2 separate regions of the Mus musculus genome follow, and region 1 is linked to region 2. A link is a loop called in an ENCODE intact Hi-C map of the cell type or tissue named here. Cell type or tissue: left cerebral cortex. All regions are shown on one strand.

Region 1 (8,000 bases), 60 kb after region 2:
ACATCAGAGAGCACTCCAGGAAGAGCCCAGCCCACCAGGTCCAGCCTTAACATACACTTCAGAAGAGCTGCCCGCACTAGGTGTGTGCCAAACTCCCCAACTCGAGAGAGTTAGAAAAGCTGTCCCCACATTCATTCACTGCACAGGTGAGGAAGTGGATGCCCATGTGACACCTGGCTGAGGAGGTGTCGCATAACTGGGGGCAAGGTACACACCAGGCTCGAAGACATGTGCTCCCCTCTGGGTTAGAGAAATGCAGTGGGTCTTATCTCTCCCTCCACACCCCCAATACACAATCTAATTTCTGAAAACAGCCATTCCCCAGCCCTGAGAAGAGCTGAGAGGTCCACAGCTGTCCCACCTCAAGGCCTTCCTTCCCACCCACAGCCAGCTACAGCCACTCACCCGTAGGTGCGCTGGATCAAGGTGGGGTGTAGTTGCTGCACACCAACAGCAAAGCCTAAAACAAGAGAGCAGTTAGGAACAGCACACTGCATGGGTAAGGTCCCAGGGCCACACACAGGGAGGGCAAATAACACGCGCCACTCTCCTGGTCAAAGCACATTAAGTCCACAGGCTGTACCAGCTTTTCGGGATGATCCCCTGCCTGGTCGGCATCTGACTTCTTCCCTCCCCAAGAGTAGGAGACTTTGGAAAAAAAAAATCATTATCCCTGGGACCATAAACTGCCGAGAAAGAGGAGCAAGCTCCCAAGCCAGGGGTGGTTGCCCTGGGCTGCCTCTGCAGGCACATGATTGCTGGCTGCCACTCGGGGACAAAGGGGGAGCGGGGGCAGCGTTTTTCCATCAGACAGATACCAAAGCTGAATATAGAAACAAGGAGGGCTGGAAAGAAAACTCAAAGCTCTTACCCGTCTGTAAGCTCCTAGGCTTGGCACCCAGGTAGGCCAGGTTCACATTGGCCTTGCGACCATCGATGATAGGGTTAGGGTCTTTGCAAGCCCTATCAGCCGCTGCCCGATCTGCCATGGTCACCTGCAGGAACACAGAGGGTCAGGGGCTTTGGTGGCTGGCTGAGGAAAACAAGGCAGAGAAGGGAAGGGGGTTTTGCCCGGGCATCGGGCCATCTCTGGGTCTTTCCTCCCAGAAGAGTATCTGGTATTTAGGACCCTTGGGGCACTGTCTTCTCTGCCTCCAGGGCTGCAGCTCCTTCCCCAAAGTTCAAGTGCGGAGTGCCTTCAAGGACAGCGACAATCCCCTAGGAAGTGGAGTAAAGGGAACCTCAAGGGGAGTCCTCCCCACCCCCCCGCTGTCCAGGCCATCAGTAAGTACCGTTAACTTTCTCAGAGAATTAGTTTGGGGACACTAGAGTGGAAGGAAGTGGGAAACCGTCTTCAAGTCGCTGGCGCTAACAGCTTACGCTTCTTTGGGGCAGCTGGAAAGTGTGGGGGAAGGGCCGACGGCCCCGGGAAGCCCCGGAGTCCCGGCTGCGCGCGGCGGGTCTGGGAGGCGGTGGGGGAGGGGCGGCGGCAGGTGCGCGCGCCGCGGGCACTCACGAAGCCGTAGCCGCGGGACTTGCCGGTCTGGCGGTCGGTGATGACCACGGCCTCCTCGATGTCTCCGAAGCCCTCGAAGTACTTTCTGAGCGATGCGTCGGTGGTGTGGTAGGGCAGGCCGCCCACGAAGATCTTGGTGAACGTGGTGTCCTTCTGTGAGCCGTGCATGGCGCTGGGGGCGGCGGACGGCCGCGGAAACACACTCGGGGAGCACGCGGGCTGCAGCAGCATCGGGGCCGCCGCTACCGAGCCGGCCGGCGCATGCGGGGGTGTCCCAGGCCGAATCCGAGTTCCCCACGCTGTCCCGCGCCGCTTCTCCGTCCGCCGCGAAGCGTCTACTCCGCGCCCTGCGAGCTGCCGGCCGCCTTTGTAGCCGGCCACGCCCCGCGGTCACGCCCCTCTCGTTTAAGACACGCCTTTGGAAGCGGGGGCCGCCGGGAATTGTAGTTCTAAGTACGTCCCGCGTGCCAGGACGCGGGTCCGGCGAATGAGGTGACTTAGCCCCTAGGTGCTCGCCGGTATCAGCTTGTCTGTCTCGCGGGGCGCACGGTCCGGTATATTCCAAGCGTTGCTTGATTCAGTGGTTTACACCCGAGCGACTAGGGGTGCAAACGTACTTGTTAAAAGGTCCGAAAAAAAAAAAAAAAAAGGTCCGAAGGAGTGCCTCAGCTACTCATTCGCGAACCCTTGTGGTTTGATCTCCCCATCACAAAAACCTGGCTGGTGACACACACCTGTAAACCCAACACTCAAGAAAGAGAGTCAGTTCAAGGCCACCCTTGGCTATATACTAAGTTTGAGGCCAGCTGGACTAAATCATACCCTGTCTCCAAAAAATAAAAAATAAAAATAAAGGGCAAAGTGAATTTGCCATGTTTATAAAAATAATTCACACGCACACCATAATACATCACACGTACTTTGGCGGTCCTGTGGTGTCAGGGATTCTCTGCTGGGACTTCAACAATGGCATACCCCGGGACACTAGGTAGTCTGTGAAAATGAGGGCTAATCGATAGTGAATACACCTTTTACAGTCTTGTAGAAAGCTAAGAGCTTTCTACTTTCTACTTTCTACTGTGAGGAAGAACAAAGGCGGCTGGGCTCCCATGTCACTGACATGGGACCGCCTGTGGGGTCACCCTTAGCAGGAGAACAAGCAGAAGGCATGACATGGCCTGTGTAGAACGTGGGCCAAGGCTGGGACCATGATGCCAGTCTGCAGAACTCTTCCCCACCAGCGCAAATGCAAACGTGGGGCCCTTGTTAGAGACAGAAATTTCAAACAGCCGAGTGGAATACACCGGTGATCCTAATACTGAGGAGTTGGGAGGGTGGGAGGGTTCCGGGTCCATACCCTGCTACACAGAAAGTCAGAAGCTAGCCTGTATGATGGGAAACCATAAAATAGAAAGAAGAAAATGGGAATTTCAGCACAGAAGCAGGCACGATGCTTTAGCCTCCGGGCCAGGAAGCAGCCCTGATCCTGCGTCCCTCATGTCCCCATTCCTGGTTATCACACTGGGACCTGAAGACCTACAGCTTTTAGTGGGGCTAAAACTGGCCTGGCCCCACTGGTCAAGGCGGACAGTAAGGCAGGCAGCCTCTGGGCAGGTTCAGCCCCAGTCAGTCTAGTCCCCTTCACACAGAGCAGAACTCCGAGCCTGCTGGGGATACCCCTGCCCAGCGCCTCACTCTCTTGGCTTTACCTTCCTCGCTTCAAGTTTCCTTTGCTGTAAGGCTTGTTCTCCCCAGACCCTACCCAACCGGGGCTTCTTTCTGGTCTAAGGTCTTCTGCTGCTGACGGAGCTCTCTAGCAAGTGTTGCTCAAGGCGTAGCGTAGGGATTAGCAAGAGAGGCGTCTGTTGAGTGAATCCCTGGTGGAACGTAAAGAGGAGGGGGCTCCAGACCAAAGACCCCTTAAAGAAGCGCCTTTTGAAAACTCGTTGAAGTGTGTTTTGTTTTTGTTTTTGTTTTTTTTTTTTACTTATTCCTAAAGCGTCGAGACTTCCTGGCCCTGAAGTCTTGAGCCACCTCGATTCCTTCCTGGGGCCTCAGTTTCCCCAGTGTGGCATAGCGCAGCTGGTGGCAAAGACTGTTTTAGCTTCAGGGCTCCTCGCCTACAAGTCCCAGCACCGCCCCTGCCACCGCCCAGCCACGCCCCTCCGCTTCCCTAGGGCCCCGCCCCAAGAAGCTCGCTGGGCGGACGCTGCAGGCACGTGCTGGGCGGGAGGAGGGGGAGGGGACCTCCGAACATGCGAGAACGCGGCGCACGGGCGTGACCCCGGGGGGCTGGCTAAACCTGCGAGTTTGAAACTATGGCTGTGGGATGGCCGTCCCTGTTCGTAGCTTCCCCCTGACTCTTTGGGTTTTCCGTATCACCCACTTTTGCACCTGTCCAGGCTCTCCACCTCCCTCCCATGCGTGTGGATTCGCCTTGCTCTGAACACTTATGCCCTAACGGCCGCGACTCCGGGCCAGGGTTGCTATGAATGGGAAGCAATCACTCGCCAAGCTTTCATTCCCGAACCGTGCAGTTGCAGAAGTCTGCATAAAAAGCACGCCCGCTAGGCACAGTTGCCCAGGTGGGCACTTAGGAGGGGACAAAGAGGGCAAGAAAGCAAGCGCGGCCAGTGGGGAGAGGGAAGGGTGACTGCAAAAGGCCCAGAAGTGACAGCTGCAGTTACTAACGAATCCCCGCCTCCCTGCCACCTCTCACTCAGGGTCTCTTTATACAGCCCAGGCCAACCTCTAACTTCCTGTCCTCCTGCCTCAGCCTCCCACGTGCTGCTATTGCCCCCTGAGCTTGGCTCAGTGGTATTTCTTGAGTACTGGCAACTGCCTCTAGCATCACTAAACATGAACTTCATCTGGCCTTTGCGGTGCTGGCTCACTGAGGAGTTCCCTAGATAGATGACTTAACCAGAGGCAGCCTTATACCATTCTCGTCAGCCTGGTTCTCAGGTGGGGTGGACGGAGGCTCATCCACAGAGGATCCTGAGCCAATCCAACTCTGAGACCCCACTTCATCCTCCCAGTCTCGTTCAGAAGCTGCCCTGGTCCCCTGCTGTGAGGTCTGGGAAGACAGAATCCCAGAGAGGTAGGTGCACGGTCCAGGACAAAACAGCCAGATTGGGCAGAGTCAGGATTTGAACTCAGGAGTTGGGGGGAAACCCTTGACACCTCATCCTCTGGGCTAGAGTGGGGTGCTGCTGGCTATAACCCAGCTGTTCTGACTATCAGTTGATTAAACTTTGTCTAAACCTGTTTGTGCTGGGCCAACCTCACCTGACAAAAAGAAACTTCTCTCAAGCTCAGAACCCATCAGGCTTCAGGCTTGGGCTGCCCCACTCCCCAGCTGGCAAGGCCAGTCGTCAGGAACCTTGATGGTGTGGGCATAGACAGGCTGCCTAGCTAGCTGGCTCTGAGAAGGACAAGGGGCGGGACTGGGGCTGGCCAGTCCCTGGAACCCTCCTGCCACTAGGGGATAATTATAACTCTCACAGGGTCAGCACCTCTGGGCGGAGCTCTTGGCACAAGCCTGAAACTACCATCAGCTCTTACCACCCCTGTGATGCTCTCAACGCTGGCCCGTGCTGTGGAGGATCCCGTTTTAGTGCGGGAAATCCTGCCCCGGGAGCCAGCAAAAGCTAAATAAATGCCAGAGACCCAGCAAGGGGACCGAGGAACCAGAGATTACACCATAAGGAAGTGAGAGATAGCATCTTGGAGCAAGCCGGTTTTTTGAAAACCTTTCTGGAGCTAGGAGTCTGCAAGGTGACTCAGGGAGTCAAATGTGCTTAACTGGAAGCCTAGACACCCAAGTTCAATCCCCAGAATAGAGATAAAGATAGAAGAGAACTGACTGGACAAAGTTGTCCTCTGACCTGCATTCAAATGTGTACACACACACACAGCTCTGTTTCATCACCACCACCACCACCAACAAAACTGTAAAACAAACAAACAAACAAAGAGGAAAAACCCGTCACACACTGTTCTAGAGACAGCCTGACTGTGAATCTCTGCTGCTGCTTTTCAGGCACCTCAGGCAGGATGTGGGTGGCATCAGGTGCCAAGACAGTGGACATGAAAACCTGTTGTGAAACCTTGCTACCCTGGAGTCGACAGATAACACCCTGTCCCACAACCTTCTTCCTCTCCGGAGCCCTGTGACAGGCGAGGTTGGAGGATGCAGTTACTTTTCCAACCGTCTGTGGCCAGGGAGTCCCCAGTGAAGTCTGTCAGGGCCCCTGTGGAGCTCTCCACTTCCTGACTGGTGAGATCGAGTACCAGGCAATACTAGACCTTGGCAATCATTTTTTCTTTTTCTATACTTTTTTTGTTAAGACAGGATCTTGTGTAGCCCAGGCTACCCTCAACTTTGCTAGTAGCTAAGGGTGACCTTGAGCTCCCATCCTTTTACTGGGTTTGCAGGAGTTGCATCATCACACTTGATTTACATGGTACTGGGGACCAAGTTCTCTGAGCATATGAGGCAAGCTCTCTGTCAACTGAGCTATTCCTCAGCCAAACCATAGCATTCTTTCTGTCCTGAGTTTGTAGCAGATGTCTGGAGCTCTGAAGACATCTTGTGACCATGAGGCAAAGGGCAAGATACAATTGTTCTGATTTAACTAAACACAGAGACACCCTTTATAGTCACAGCTTGGTAGGGGTGGGAGTCGGGTAGGATATGCTGCTGTACCTGCAGGCAGAGGTCAGGGGTGTTACTGCATCGTGGGATGGAGGTCAGGGGTGGTGCTCTGTCCTGGGTATGGAAGTCAGGGCCCCTGGGACTGGTTCCAGCCCTTCTCCCCACAGCCCCTCAGCGGCTGTGGCACGGACTGGGGTCAGCCTGGACTTGGATCTCAGCCCCGTTTCTTGCGCTGTCAAGCCTCCAGTGACTGGTGGATAGATTGGTTGGTTGCAGTGCTGTCTTCTGCTCTGGGGTTGGGGGGATCGAAGTACGTGAACAGGTGTGAAGTTTGAGTATTCAGGCCCATGGCGTGGGACACCAGTTTACAATCTCCTCCCCAGAGGACAGTCAGAATAGTCCTAGCTGCACGCCACCTACCTGTCCCAAACTCAGCCAACCTGCCTGCCAGAGTCCTGGAGTAAAATAGCAAACTACCATGTGGTGCCCTTGAGCTTCAGAGCTTAGACTTTCAGGAGGAGGCAAAGCCTGACCCTATCTGTCCCTCCTGTCCCCTCGAGTCATAGCAGGGTAACTCATCTTCTGTTGGTGGCATTTCCCACTAACCACTGGACTGTCTCTAGGCGCTAATGTCTCTAGGATTTTGCAGATGGTTTGGGGTTGCTCTGAGAGAGCATCTAACTTATTCTCATCCGCATTAGGAGCAACAACTTGTGAATTTGTATCCTGCCAACTAGTGTACCCTCACAGGTCCTCCTAGGCCCTGGAGCCTGTAGCCATCCGCAGAGACTGGAGGAACTTTCTCAGAGTCATGGCTTAAAGACTCAGACAAATGTTTTTGCATGCAAAGGGAACAATCATATTTAAACCACAGCTGTTGAGGACTGGGACTGGTTCAGTGAGTGGGTAGAACACTTGCCTAGCATCCATGAAGTCCTGAGTTCAAGCCCCAGCACTGCATCTCAAGTGTGGTGCTCCTCCAGGGGACCAGCATCCTCTTCTGATCCCTGCATGCCCCTGCACGTCAAGCTCAAGATGAGCTTTGGCTACGTGAGACCTTGTCTCAAAAAATTAAATTCAGTTGCTACATTAATATTAATCTCACATTGTATTATTTCATGTTACTATTCCTAGTTCATAAAAATGAATATTAACTTCATTACATGTATGATGTAGGCACGTGTGTGCTGTCATACTAGTGCGTTATTATGGAGACAACTGGTGGGTGCATTGTATCACAGCATGGAGGCAAACACCATGTCACCATGTTGGTGACAGCTGCATACTGGCATGCAGCCTCTCGCTTCTTGTGTCCTCCAAGGCACCGGTGCAGCTGAGAGTGCTGGTGTGTGTGTGTGTGTGTACCATACACACAATGATTCTGGGTCCCTTGAACTCTGGTTGGGGAAGACAAGGCCCTTCTCCCACCACACCCATGGGTCTGAGCGCAAGAAGCTCCTATATTCCGCTCCTGTGGCTCGTTACCAACTGCCACACACTCAAGGGCTTGGGCATTACCGCTTACTCCTCTCACCGTCATGGAGGCCAAGAGTCTCCGTGAGAGGAGCTGAGACACCTCTGGAAAGAGAGCCCTCATTCCCTGCCCATCTAAACCGAGTTGTCTGCCAGACTCCAAGTTCTGCCTCAAGATGAGTAGCTGGGATTCCAAGGGCACCCCAGGCCAGTCACCTGGGATCCACTGTCTACAATTTCTGTGGGATAAATGAGCTGTGGAAGGAAGACACCCCCCACCCCCCGTGGCCTCTCTCAGGACATCATAGCAGCACCTTCCCTCAACACTGAGGCAGGGGTGGCATGTGGCTCACA
Region 2 (8,000 bases):
TGTGTGTCGGTGTGGGAGTGTTGGGTCTTGAAGTTACAGACAGGTGTCCCATGTGGGTGCTGGAAATTGAACCCTGGTCCTCTGGAAGAGCAGCCAGTGCTCTTAAACACTGAGCCATCTCTCCAGTCCCAAGCTTACGTTCTTATCTACAAGAGGAGGCAGAGAGAGAGAGAGAGAGAGAGAGAGAGAGAGAGAGAGAGAGAGAGAGAGAGAGAGAAACTGACTGTGTGGGCTTTTGAAACTTCAAATTCCACCCCTACCCCCACACACCGCCCACCACTTCCACCTCCACCCTTCCTCCTACAAGGCCACACCTCTTAATTCTTAAACAGTTCTAACCACTAGGGACCAAATACTCAAACACGTGAGCCTGGCAGGGGAGGGGCCATTCTCATTCACAGAATGAGTGAATCGAGTCAGAGGCAGCAGGCAGTACACAGGGTCAGAGGCGCTGGTGATTGGAAAAGAGCAACCCCACCTCAGAAGGGCTCCCCAGTTCTGCACAGCCCCCTTCCTCTCACTCTGTTCTCTCAGTGACCCGCCCTTCCTGGCCCCTGGAGGGAGCTCCCAGACGGTAAAAGCTGCTTGATAAAGGGCTTCTGATTATGTCAGCCCTCCAAGAGCCCCCAGCGTCTAGAAGCCACAGCAATCTGCAAGCTTGGCTAGGTGCTAGAAGTCCCCAGGGAAGGTTAAAGAAAAAGAATGTGTGGGTGCTTTTCCCACTTCAGCTCTGGCTGTCCTGGAACTCACTGTGTAGACCAGGCTGGCCTCAAAAATCACAGAGCTCTGCCTGTCTCTGCCTCCTCTGCACTGGGATTAAAGGTGTGTGCCTCTACGCCCAGCTTGGGCTCCCTTCGGGCGTCACGTGGGTCCCAGGTACAGAACTCGGGTCATGAGTCTTGGCACCAAGGGTCTTTACTTACTGAAACATCTTGTCATCGTGTGGTTTTGGTTTTCTGAAATAGAGTCTCTTGTTGATCATGCTGGCCTCAAACTTCCTACGTGGCCGAGGCTATCCTTGAACTCCTGGTCCTCCAACCTGCATCTCCTGACTGCTGCGATTACAGGTGTGCACCACTCTGGGACCTTTGAAGAAACCCAGTGTCCAGCTCCTGGACCAGCTATTCTAGAACATGGGGTGGAACCTAACTCAGGGCTACCAGAACTCCCAAGAGGAGTGGGGAAGGGGGAAGGAAGAGGGGAAAGGGAGGGAGCAACAGAGGGGGAAGGAGAGAGAGGCACAGAGAGAGGCACACCAGGCTGTGAACCCATCTCCCCTCCACAGAGACACAGGCAAACCCGGACATTGCAAAACCGTCAGTGACACTCACTGGTGACAGTTTGAGCATCCGCTTCCTGCAGCAGGTGACTGAGGTCTGCTAGATCCCCCCAACCCCCAAGCTTTCAGAACAGAGCAAAGGGACACCTCTGTGGCTCTTCCAACTGGCCTCATTCCTTTCTGCTCTTTGGACATTCTAGAACTTTCTGCTCTTTGGACATTCTAGAACTTACAATTAGGTTCCATTGCTAGCGGTGAGCCATAAGCCATGCAGCCAGTGCCTGTGTGCATCGGTTCAATAGAAGCGGGGGCTTGAGGGCAGCGCCTTAGCCAGGGTTTCAATTCTTGGGATGAAACATCATAGCCAAAAAGCAACCTGGGGAGGAAAGGGTTTATTCGGCTTACACTTCCACGTCACTGCCTATCATTGGAGGAAGTCAGGACAGGAACTCACACAGAGAACCTGGAGGCAGGAGCTGATACAGAGGCCATGGAGGGGTGCTGCTTACTGGCTTGCTCTTCCTGGCTTGCTCAGTCTGCTTTCTTCCTTTTTTACTTTCTTTCTTTCTTTCTTTCTTTCTTTCTTTCTTTTTTTTTTTTTTTCCGAGACAGGGTTTCTCTGTATAGCCCTGGCTGTCCTGGAATTCACTGTAGGCCAGGATGGCTCAGTCTGCTTTCTTATAGAACTCAGGACCACCAGCCCAGAGATAACACCACTCACAGTGGGCTGGTCCTCCCCGCATTGATCACTAATTGAGAAAACATCCTATGTCTAGATCTCATGAAGACATTTCCTCAACTGAGGCTCCTTTCTCTGTGATCACTCTAGCTTGTGTCAAGTTGACACACAAAGCCAGCCAGTACAGACGAAGACAGCACTGGTGACATTCTAAGGAGCATGTGAGTAGGACACAGAGCTGGCCTTTGGTCCAGACCAACCTCCTGTCAGATGCAGGACCTAAAGATGACATATGCATACGTGGTGCCTAGTGGCAGTGGGGAGTCTTCAGGAGAAATGAGAATGGGTAACCTAGAAAAGAGAATCTCCAGGTGTGTGTGGAAATGGATGGGGTTCTCACAGCACCCTGAGGTCAACGGTGAATGACGTTTGGCCTCACAAATGAGACTCGGTGGCTGAATAACCCACGCTGCTCAGGAGGTTACAGGAGCCAAGGCCCAGGCTGCAAGGGTTTCATTTCTTCCCTGCCCAGGTGTAGCCAGGCGCCCCATGGGCTAACAGTGCTCTCCCTGCCCCTCAGTAGAGCCCTGGCTTTCCACCAGCTCCAGATACCCATGGTAGAGGGATGTAGGAGCCACTTTCTGGGAAGAGGAGACTAGGAGCCTGGCTAGGCCACCAGGCTTATCCATTAAGAGGGGCGGTCAGCTGGGCTCCCAGATGTCCAGTTAGCCCCCTGGCCCAGAGCCTCCCACGGAGAGGGCATTATGAGTACTGCGATGTGTGGGTGTTGTTCCCCTCTGCCTCAAATCCTGGATGGTTGACTTTGGTGGGAAGCTGGGGTGACCCCTTTGGATAAACAGAGAGATGGTGACCCCAGCCAGGCTCCACAGTCCAGTCCTATCCACTGACCTAATGGTCAGCCCTGGCCACTTAGTGTGAAAATAACGGATGCCAAGGTTAGTCAGAAACAAGAGTCTTTGTCACAGTGCCATTCACCCTGACTCCACTCCACCTGTGGCTCAGTCCGGGTACCCTGACTCCCCCTGTGGGAAAGAGTCCAAACTCGCCCACTCCACCTGTGGATGAGAGTTCAGAGATGTCCATTCCCCACAAGGTCAGAGTCCTAGGGTGCTCACAAAAGCCCACACTGGACACTGTCAGCTGCAACTGCCCTGCAGTTGACGGCAGGTAGATGGCGCCAGAGGGAAGGCAAGAGAAGGTTGGAAAGAGATCCAAGAAAGGAGGGAGGGAGGAACAGAGAGAGTGCAGGGGGAAAGGCAGGGAGGTGAGGGCAGTTATGTGGCTCTCACCATTACAAAGCAATATTTAAGAGGGCCTAAGAAGTGAGCGTCTTAGAGTTGGGCATGTGTGTCACTGGTAGAGCGCTTGCCCGGCATGCACGAGGCCCTGGGCTGTAGCCGCAGCACAGGGCTAACACAGCGATGGGTACAGGAGGAGACTGAGGAGTTCAAGGTCATTCCTGGCTACACGGAGTTCTAGGCCAACCTGGGACACGCGAGACCCCATTCTACTCTGTGACTTCTGATGGGATCTGCACAGCCGCCTGGGAGGGAGGTCGTCCTCCTGGTCCGCAGATGGAGAAACTGAGGACAGGCTGTGATGCAGGATGCAGCTCTCCTCAGTCAGCAGAGCCAGGAGCAGTGCGGGTCAGGTGTGTGCGGCTGCCCTGTGCAGCTCAGGCCTGTGCCCATTGAGTGAGCATGCTGCTGTTCTATGAGAATGTACCATGTACCCCCCTCCTTTAAAACAAGGCTGAGTCTGAGGAAATACCATGTCTGCATCACATTGAAACTTCATCCCACATGTGAGACATCTGTCCATCTGGAACCACATGTCCCTGCCAAGACACACACCCCAGGCCACGGACCACAACTCAAACGTTTGGCCCTTGGGACCAAGCAGGTGATTATTAAGGCATTGGGCCTGATGATTGACCAAGGCTGGGAAGGGCACTGCTTTGGCATGTGCTGGCTGCCCGCTATCCTAACAGGAATGTTGACATGGAATCCTGTGTTACCAGGAAGGCCGTGTTTGCTGAAAGCCCTTTCTGTGGCTGCTGTTGGCCTCAGTCTCCTTCTGGACTGGCTGTTCTGGGTCCTCTCTTTACCTTCAGGACAGCCTGTCTCCCTGTGACTGTCTTACATGTCTATTCTTGTAGGGTTGACAGCAAGGCTTGAGGAGTCGGAACATCCCTGGAATCCCTCAGTAGCCGGCCCAGAGCCCTGCAGAGAGGGACTGGAGGCTTTTGAAACACCCCAGGAATGCCCTTCCCAGCAGCTGCCTCTTAGCAGTCAGGGCAGCTTGAGAACTATAATTAGCACGTCCCATGCAGGTGACCTCAAGGAGGAAGCAGCCCCTCCAGGTCTCCCCCAACAATGTCTTGGTCCTCAAGCTCAGAGCCCATTTCCCTAACATTTGCCTGGCTGCTGTTTAAGTCTTAGCCAAATCACATGCAAAGACGAGTCGTCCATCTGGGATCAATCCTCGATAACACGGCCATAAAGAGTCCTGGTGAAGACAGCCAGGAAGGAGCTGAGTTCTCTCCTCTCAGGTGCCTATGAATCGCCTACTGTGGACAGGCAATGTTCAGGGCCGGGTGTCTAGGTGACAGCACTATGGTCTTTGGGGTGGGGGTGGGGTTAAGATAGGGTCTCTCTGTGTAGCCTGGCTATCCTAGAACTCACTCTGTAGACCAGGCTAGTCTCATCTGCCTGCCTGTGCCTCCCAAGAGATGGGACTAAAGGCACACATCACCACTGCCCCGTTTAGAATTCAGTGCCAGGCCAATGTTAAACACGTAGGTGTCTGTGCACAGTGACAAGGACAGCATCGAGTGCTGGAGTAGTACCTAGAGGAGGATTGTTCAGGGATGTGCACACTTGGCAAAGGCTCGATCAGATGCTCGCTAGCAGGGTCTGCAGGAGACCAATGAGCACAGAGACGACAAGGAATGACACTTCACAGTCTGCGTTACTGCAGCTTGTTCCGTGACACTCCTTCCACACGTGGGCATCTGAAGCCAACGGAGGGTTGCAATGGAGATTCACGGTTGCCTTTAAGTGGACGGTGAGGAGCAGTGGGGCATGAAGTCTTCAGGGCCGCAGTTTGTCTCTATCTTCCAGTCTGGGCTCTGGATACCTGGGCACGCTCACTTTGCGGAAATTCATCCAAGTATTACACACTCTTATATATGTCTGTTTTACACTTCAGTAGGCTAGGCATAAAGCCATAAGGCTCACTGGGTAAGGGTGCTTGCTGCCAAGGCTAATGACCTGGGTTTGATCCTCTGGACACACATGGTGGGAGGGGAGAACAGAAATCCCTAAGTTATTCATGTGCTGTGACACATGCACACCATAGCATGCATGTGCCCATACACACGCACTCAAATACACACACATACGTGTGTGTGTGTGTGTGTGTGTGTGTGTGTGAGTGTGTGTGTGTGTGTGTGTGTGTGTGTGAGTGTGTGTGTGTGAGTGTGTGTGTGTGAGTGTGTGTGTGTGAGTGTGTGTGTGTGTGTGAGTGTGTGTGTGTGTGAGTGTGTGTGTGTGTGTGAGTGTGTGTGTGTGTGAGTGTGTGTGTGTGTGTGAGTGTGTGTGTGTGTGTGTGAGTGTGTGTGTGTGTGTGAGTGTGTGTGTGTGTGTGTGTGTGAGTGTGTGTGTGTGTGTGTGAGTGTGTGTGTGTGTGTGAGTGTGTGTGTGTGTGTGTGTGTGTGTGTGTGTGGAGAGAGAGAGAGAGAGAGAAGAGGGGAGAACAGAGGGAGGAGAGAAAGAATAAATGTATCAAAAATAATTTTAAAGCAATAATGCTGGAGAGAGAGGAATGCCTCTCTCTCTAGGTTATATGTAACATTTAACAGCAGGTTATAGGTTGTAGGTTTCATAGTGGCCTCTCAGTTAAACTTGAGTTAAGCCAAAAAAAAAAAAAAAAACTATTGAGCCAGGCATGTGGTTGAGGTGGTAGAGTGCCTGCCTAGCACACACAAAGCCTTGGGTTTAATCCCAAGCCCTACATAAAACCAGGAGTGCAGGCACACACCTGGAATCCCAGCTCACTGGATCAGGAGTTCAAGGCTATCTTCGGTTACATAGTAAGTTTAAGGCAATCCTGAACTAACATTAGACCTTGTTTCAGTGGGAAAAAGAAAAAAAGAAAAAATTGTATTTCATATAAACGTTGACTACTTAGTAGAAACATGTCCCAAATATTACCAGTGCTACCAAGTGTCCCCTGGGAACAAAAGCAGTTGCTGAAAGCCTCATATGAATTTCTGTGTGAACCTGAAGACTGGCAGTTCTGGGTGCCTACTGATGAGCACCTTGGGTTCCAAACATGAGCTCTCTCACCGATGTGCAGCCTGGGGCGTGGAAGCCTATCTCAGACAGGGATGCAGGGGATGTGGTATATGAGATTTGTCATGTAGGCCAAGGAGTGATACACTGTGGTCCTCCCCTTAAACGCTGTTGTGCTCCCTTGTATGTACAGGCATCCTCCCCTTGCACAGGGGGGTCTTCCCTTTGTGCAGTGTAGTGCTCCCCTGGCACGCTGTGATGCTCCCATTGCACGTTATGATGCTCCCCGGGCATGCTGTGGTGCTCCCCTGGCACGCTGTAGTGCTCCCGTGGCGTGCTGAGCTCCACTGACAGGTGTGTGTTGTCCTCATCTGCCATCTTTTCTGCACACCTAAGGTCAGGGAGAGCAGCATGCACCTTGGATTTGAGAGTCAAATAACCTAATTTCCAGACCAAGGCAACCATCTGCTCTGTTAAACAGCTTTCTGTGGGAGCCAAGCTGGGGACAGGGAGGGAATCTGGCTGTGCTTCCCAGCATACGCTGTGGGCTCTGGACTGTCTTTAACATCTGCTGGTGTGTGCTCAGAAGTTTTGAAAATTTCATGTCGATGTTCTATTTGCTTTGGTTTGGTTTGGTTTGGTTTGGTTTTTAGAGACAGGATCTTACTAAGCAGTCCAAGTTGACCTTTGACTCGGTCCACGGGTCAGTCAACAGGGTCTGCAAGAGAGAAAGTGGGAACTGAGCGGCAAGAGACATGAAGAATGGAGACAACACCGGCTATCTGCTCAAGGATCAAATCTCAAGTCTCGAGTCTCGTTTACTGAAAGGCAACTATGGGTATATATGTACTCGCTGGGGAGGGCAGCTGGAGACACTTAACCACAGGTCCAGGATGCATAGAAGAAAAACAAGATGTTATCAGAGTATGTTCAGCTGTGGTAGGCTTCTTGCAAAAACATGCTAGGAAAACAAGTCTCTCGTCAGGGTGGAAAAGTACCAACCTGTAAGTAAATAGCCCGAGATGGCTGCAGAGATGATAGCCGCTTTCTGCTAAGACTCGGCTCCCAACAGACCTTGAACTCGCAACAATCCTACTGCCTCAGCCTCCCAAGCATGAGAGTTATAGGCCGACAGTACCACACCCTACTGTCTAATATTTTTTTAATGTGTTGTATGGAGCCAATTTTCTCCTTCCACTCTGGGTCATCAGGAGATTCAAACTGGGAACTCGGGTCCAAGCCATGTCACCCACTGAGCCATCTTACCAAGCTGCTATCTGCTTTGCCTTTTAATTCAAATAGTATTTATCTTGATCTATAGCAGCTAAGGGAGCAGCCTCACCTTCTCCCAACTCTTTCTGAGAGATGAAGAAAGGCCGTGGACCTGATGTAACAGACCCTGACTCAGAAAGACAGCATAAGACATCAAAGCCCCGTTTCCCGGCTAGGGATGTCACTCACTTGGTAGAGCGTGTGCTTGCCCAGTGTGCATTAAAGCCTAGGTCTGCTCTCCAGCACCACAGGATCCAGCCACGGGAGCATAAGCTCTCAGAGGTAAGGTAGGAGGAGTTGAAGTTCAAGACCATTTTCAGCTACTTGCTGGTTTAAGGCCAGCCATATATATATATATATATATATATATATATATATATATATATATATACAGCCTTATCTGAGTTGTGGGGGACCACCCGACATGCTGACGCTACATGCTGATGGAATGTAC

The links. Hi-C counts contacts between places; a loop is a spot of excess contacts. Peaks named below come from ENCODE experiments on the same cell type or tissue, not always from the same donor. Only the 100,000 strongest peaks of a DNase experiment are listed, where the experiment ranks them.
Region 1: a loop joins it to region 2, with 4 times the contacts of the local background. A loop is called at or near these places in 25 of 42 quality-filtered maps.

The regions. Positions count from the first base shown.
Region 1 is chr2:173,015,787-173,023,786 of GRCm38, reverse strand. Rbm38 (RNA binding motif protein 38) reads right to left here and starts at 1,885. Exons shown (of 4, transcript NM_019547.2): 1 at 1,517-1,885; 2 at 872-995; 3 at 406-460. The coding sequence starts at 1,747. In left cerebral cortex, no CTCF peak of the experiment used is centred here; DNase peaks (open chromatin) are centred at 1,239, 1,913 and 3,692; H3K4me3 peaks cover 1,986 bases; H3K27ac peaks cover 333 bases.
Region 2 is chr2:173,076,237-173,084,236 of GRCm38, reverse strand. Gm40011 reads right to left here and starts at 1,457. Exons shown (of 6, transcript XM_011239899.1): 1 at 1,332-1,457; 2 at 924-1,086. The coding sequence starts at 982. In left cerebral cortex, a CTCF peak has its summit at 3,141; DNase peaks (open chromatin) are centred at 3,157 and 3,422.